Linked DNA regions of Homo sapiens: region 1 is linked to region 2. The links are chromatin contacts, found by Hi-C or POLR2A ChIA-PET in ENCODE. All regions are on one chromosome and are shown on one strand. Each heading gives the region's core, a stretch centred on a gene start or an enhancer-like site at or near the end of the contact. The rest is flanking DNA. Distances are from core to core; before and after follow the strand shown. Region 1 overlaps CP (ceruloplasmin). Region 2 overlaps LOC107986045 (a long non-coding RNA gene).

The links. A loop is a pair of places that touch in the nucleus more often than their neighbours do. ChIA-PET counts read pairs that join two places held with the same protein, here RNA polymerase II (POLR2A). Pooled maps may share reads with other maps.
Region 1: a loop to region 2 is called in a map of ascending aorta, with 3 times the contacts of the local background. The contact joins two enhancer-like sites. A Hi-C loop is called at or near these places in 1 of 168 maps with a recorded cell type or tissue (ascending aorta) and 6 of 50 pooled maps. POLR2A ChIA-PET finds 5 or more read pairs at or near these places in 3 of 52 experiments (IMR-90, PC-3 and WTC11).

Annotation. Positions count from the first base shown.
Region 1 is chr3:149,178,866-149,181,645 of GRCh38, reverse strand. It overlaps CP (ceruloplasmin), which reads left to right. Exons shown (of 19, transcript NM_000096.4): 15 at 1,984-2,090. Among named protein-coding and RNA genes, the nearest start is that of CP, 42 kb to the left of the region's middle. Within about 2 kb of position 1,470, at least 16 of the 41 ENCODE cell types and tissues checked have a DNase peak (open chromatin) inside an H3K27ac peak, as active enhancers do; they include ascending aorta, where a contact is called at or near this core.
Region 2 is chr3:148,954,265-148,957,227 of GRCh38, reverse strand. It overlaps LOC107986045 (a long non-coding RNA gene), which reads right to left. Exons shown (of 3, transcript XR_001740565.2): 3 at 1,140-1,646. Among named protein-coding and RNA genes, the nearest start is that of GYG1, 36 kb to the left of the region's middle. Within about 2 kb of position 1,532, at least 10 of the 41 ENCODE cell types and tissues checked have a DNase peak (open chromatin) inside an H3K27ac peak, as active enhancers do; they include ascending aorta, where a contact is called at or near this core.

The sequences.
Region 1 (2,780 bases), core at 221-2,720, 220 kb before region 2:
GCCAGAGGCTGCCACTTGGAACTCTAAATTCCCCCTATCTAGTACAGTATCTGGCATATATTAGGAGATCATCAAATGTTTCTTTAATAAACATAGAGTAAAATCTTGAACAGATTATATACATAGGTGAGCATTTTCTTTAATAAGAACCATATTTTTCTTCTATTAGTTGTAAAGTTGGCTTCCAGGAAAATACTATTTCTCAATAACTTAGCAGGGTGTAGCAAGGGTGCTATTTTAGGTAGAGAGGTCAGGAGGGCTTCCTTGAGGAGGTGGCATTGCTGAAAACACCTAAAGTTTGAGAAGTAATGAAATTCAGGTAATTGTGCACGAATTGATTCTAGGCCCCGAAGACAGGAGCAATGCCTGGTGTGTGTGAGCAGCAGCAAGGCAGCCAGAGGCTAAAGAAAAGCACACAAGGGACAGAATGCTAGAGATGAGATCCAGGGAGAGCAGGGGCCAGATGGAGTAGGGAGGACCTCAGACTCGAGATTTAAGACTGATGTTCTGATGGACACCTTTTAAGGGGCTGTTGGTGATGTGTGGTTAAGTGACCCTAAGGGGGCAAGGACAGAATCTGGGGTCAGTTAAGGACCACTGCAATAATCTGGGTAAAATCATCATCATCATCATCATCATCGAGATTTGGAATATGGTGGAAGCGGCTGAAGTGGTGAGATGTTATCATATTCTGGTTCCATTTTAAAGGTGGTACTAAAAGGACCTGCTGGAAAATGGGCACTAGGGAGTGTTAGGGAAGAGAGGAGTCAAGCATGACCCCAAGGTTTTGGGCACTGACCACTGGTGGAAGAGCAGGTTGTAAAGGGGTGTGGAAAAGAGAAGAAAATGTTATTTTGCAGCTTATGAGAATAAGTAAAAGCAGAGATGGCCAGACAGTAATATGTGCAGGTGGTGAATCAATACTTTATATTCTAGTGAAATTTTCTGCTTAGAAAAAGGGTGAGGACATAGGAACAGCTCAGACTGAGGCTTGAAGAAAAAGTAAGACGTCTACCACATCACTTGAGACCATCTCTGTTGTCTTGCTTGATTCTCTAGTGAATGTCTGTTGGACTCTGGCAGGTTAGTGTGATAGCATGAATATGTAATGGTGTGGTCTAAATAAATGGGATGGAAAATGAGTGTGGCTGGGATTGGTGAGTGGGCATGGCCAAAAGTTGAGGCCTGTGAGCAGTTGCACAGGAAGCCCTGAGGTGAATGGAAACGCAGATCAGACTGGAGAAAAGCCTAGAGCACATGGGAAAAGGGTAAGAGCCTTGGCAAAGCAGGAGGGTGAAGCAACTGGTCGTCTTCAAAATGCCAAGGCCGAGGGTGTGGTTATGTCCTGTATGTGGGAGTAGTGACAAAACAGCACATGGTGTGATAGAATGAGATGGACTGGAGGGGGAGGTAAACATAACTGTGTCAAGTCGGTGACTCATGAGATCAAGAGGTCTAACGGCTCCTCGCCAGGAATCATGAGCTCACTAAGGATGATCATGAGAGAGGACAAGGAAAGGAAGCCAATGCTGAAGCTGAGGGAATTACACAAAATAGTCCAGATACACACATGCAGAGATTACGGGAAAGGTGCCAGCCACTGGGGAAAAATCACTTGGTATCTGAAGAGAAAAAAGTATATTAGGAAAACACACTTCAAGCTAAGAAGAGATTGGTTGCAAAGTTTTTTCAAATTGTAATATTGAAGTACACACCTCCTAGCTTTGTGGTATGGCAAGTGGGTTATAGCTAATTTAAAATTAACCCAAAAAATGACAAAATTTTGTCTTCCAGTTCATCTTAAAACTAAATTCCTGAAAACAATCTTGAGTACCACAATTTTTAAAAACTAATTACACTGACATTTCCAGTTCCTGGGTCCTAGTTATCAAGGCTGTGTGTGTGTGTGTGTGTGTGTGTGTGTGTGTGTGTGTACAATATAAACCAAATACAACCAGATCCATTAACACTTGATGAATTTAGGTGAAACTCTCACTTACGTATGGAAAATCCCAGAAAGATCTGGAGCTGGAACAGAGGATTCTGCTTGTATTCCATGGGCTTATTATTCAACTGTGGATCAAGTTAAGGTAAAATACAAATCATTTGTTTTGTGACACTTCCCAAAATAGACACACAATTGAAGGAAGACAAGGTTAGTGTTTTCCTGTGGTCCAATTCTACGTTAAAATCCTAGGAAAATAAACTGTTTGCAATCTACTTTAGCAACTATGCTGCTACCTATGACACACAAGACAAAAATCTAACATTTCCTAATATGATACAGCTCAAAGGCCTTTCAAGATATTTGGGAAGTTTAGATTTTTGTCTTGTGGGTCACAGGTAGCCACTGAAAAATTGACCAAGAATGGCAGTATATTTGCATTTCAGATCCTTCATTCTGGTGGAATGAAGGAAGGCTTGGAGGGGGAAGAGACTGGAGGTTGGGAGGCCGTTGTAATACGTGAGGCAAATTTCAAGGACCTCTACTGTAAGGAGGGAGAAAAGAAATGGAGTCGGTTATAGATAGGTGGGTGAAGTGCCTGAGTGAGCCGGGGGAAGTAGCTCCTTGATAATTCAGTGTTCTGGCTCAAACAAATGAGTAAATCTGGTATTTGTGGTCCTATTTATTATTACACATTTCATTCATCTATGGATTTTTAGGGACTGCCATAGCGCTTGGCTCACACTCAAGAGTTCATGAGTTTATGGAACAAACCAACACTGTTCATTTGGGATTCTTTTAAAATCACTGCTCATTAGCTGAGCTAATTTTTGCC
Region 2 (2,963 bases), core at 283-2,782:
GGATGGGAGGGACAATGCCTCTTCATTGTGAGGAGTGAGCGTGTCAGATGGGTGTTCAGAGATTAGGAGGATTTCAGCAAGTGGTGAGGGAATGAAGGGCAGGAGCAAAGGCATCCAGGCATGAAAGTGGATGGTAATCCAGGTTTGACTGGAGTTCCAGGGTACGTTGCAGGTGGAGGGTGTGCAATCGGAGACAGGGCCAGAAAGGGAGGACAGGGTCTGATCAGAGCCCTGAATGCCACGCCATAGGATTTAGTTTAATTCTGGAGTGAATGAGGAGTACCTGAGAAGCTGGAAGAGGGAACCCAGGGGCTGAAAGATATATTTTAATTGATTAATTCTCTGTTTACTGAGAACATCCGTTGTGTCGAGGCACGGCAGATCCAATTGTGGACAAATAGAAGTCAGTCTCTGCCTTTGCGGAGTTGACAGAAATAGATGATTAGATTTATAACAACGTTAGGCAGTGAGGAGTGCTATGAAGAAAATACAGCAGTGTCGGGATAGAGTGTAATACTGTGGGTGCTAGTGTAGATGTGCGTGCTCAGGGAAGGCATGACATTCGGGCATAACCCTGAATGAAAGCGAGAGGGTGAACCATGTGGTATCTGAGAGAATATAATTCTAGATAGAGGGACAATCAAAGTGCAAAGGCCCTGAGGCAAGAACACAATTGTGTTCAAAGAACAACATAGAGGCCGGTCTGGCTAGAGTAAGCAATGAGAAGAATTGTGGGCAAGGAAGTTGAAGTAGTCTCCTAGTCATACACAGGCTAGGAGAAGGGCACATTTTGGACCAGTACACAAATGAAGTCCTCAAACAGAGCTGACTGCGGAAGACAGGGCTTTAGGGACAGGATGAGATGGATTACCCATCTCCCAATCTCTGGATCAATTGTGTGCGGTGGCAGCCCTCAGTGGAGAGGGATAACCGAAGTCCTGTCTCTCCCAAAGTTCAGACCGTCAGCCTATAACTGTCCCCAAAGAAGGGTGAAGGCAGGGACAGGGTTTATCTGCTTCCCTAGCTCAGAAGCCCAGGCGGTTCCACAGGGGATCCGGGAGAATACAAGTGCTCCTCCTCTAACAAGCACCACACTGCCGCTTAATGTTACAGGCCTCTGACAGATGAAATCAAACCTGTTTTGGCCCTAGAGTGAAATGATTTATTCCAGCAAGTGGAAATAGGAAGAGTTGAAAGGCAGTACAGGCCAGAATGTGGGTTGGCTTCGTAGACTGAGTAATGTGGGTTGGCTTGGTGTAATTCGTTTTTGGAATACATTTTTTTTTAAGGTTTAGTGAGGAGGAGGTAAACAATCCTTTGAGAACCATATAAAGCTCTGCCTCCAGCGTGTGATGGTCAGAGAGCACGGTCATTGCCTTTGGCATTCTCTGCTAAGTTTTCACCCTTGGTGTTTTGCCTTTTCCTTCTTGCTTGGCTGGGAGAGTTATGAGCTCCTTAGGAAAGAATGTCCTGCTTTCTCTGTTGGCCCTGCTGAGGGGCAAACATTAAAAAAAAAAAAAAAAAAAAACCATTAGCTGTAAATCTCTGTGGTAAGAGTGCCCTCTTCTGGTTCGGCTTCTTTGTCTTGAGCTGCCAGTTCCCTAACAATGCTGTTTTTAGGCTTCCGATCTTTTTGATGAAATAAACTAGCAAAGAAAAAAAGCAAAAAAATACCATTGAGGATACATTCATTTCACCCAGTGTTTCTAGAACCCCTTCCACAGTTCTAATTCTTACTTGGCCATATTTTCTGAAATTTCGGACCCAGACTTTCTTTGGGATTTACACTTAGCCTTTTGCGAATCCAGAAAAACAGGTAAAAATAGTAGCATTTCAGAGCTTGGAACGGGTGTTGCAATGGGTTCGTCTGGTCACTTTTATGCTTCTGTTTCTATGCCATTTATTAAGTGCCTACTCAATTTATTGAATATTTGAGGGCCAAGCATTCTCCTAGGCCCTCCAAGATCATAAATGAGATACAGCCCTTGCCTTTGCTAAGAATGTCGTGGGAAATATAGATGAGTAACAGAAAATTACAACATCAGCTGACAAATAACTGAGATGTGAACAGGTGGTTATAGGGGGACATGAAGGAATTTCTTTGGTTATTCAAGCCCAAATGTGAGAAAAATCAATGCCTCCTCAACTCGAATTGTTCCTGTAACAGTCACATCTCTTTATGTACTAGATCCAGGGCTCTATGATGAGCAAATCGTGATGGGTTTAATATATTTCTTCTACTAAACCCCAAAAATAATTTTAGATCTAAAAGGGACATGAAAATATGTCAGTTTTCTCCATTTTTTTTTCTATGTCAAGGGAAAAATTTTCTTTTACAAGGAACATTTTGAGAGGCTCTATATATCTAGCTTCAAGTAATTAAAATTGGTTTTAATTGTGGAATACCAATGCACAATTCTGTGTGGGGTTTGCTAGAAATCATAGATTCAATAGAAACAATTTTCCTCCATATAAAGGGAGAGTTATATTTCATGAGACTCTCCAGAAATCATTCTTCCATTCTGGTCTCTTGTGACTTTTCTCTGTGGGCTCTAACCCATAATCTTGCATATATACAGCTCAGGATGTTACTTAGTGTCCCAATGGCCTTTAAGGTTGTATTTTGTTTTATTTTAGAAAATTTGTTAATGAAATTTTCTGTTTTCTTCTATGTCCTGGATCTTTTGCATAAGAAAAGCTTTAATACAAAGTAGGAGAAGGAGATGGGAGGCAGAGAGGAAAGAGAGAATTCATTTGTGAGCTACAGCAGTCTTCCTGTGTCCATCTCTTGGCTATAAATTCAGATAAAACATGTCAGTGATATTTTAGGGGATGCTTCTCATCAGGTATATATGGTGTTGCTTATTTTACTTTATTTAAAATATTTATTTTATTTTTAACTGCCTATGCAAATTTATCTGCATAAATCTGGTCGCTTTTTTCATTTCTTTTTCCAGTATTGG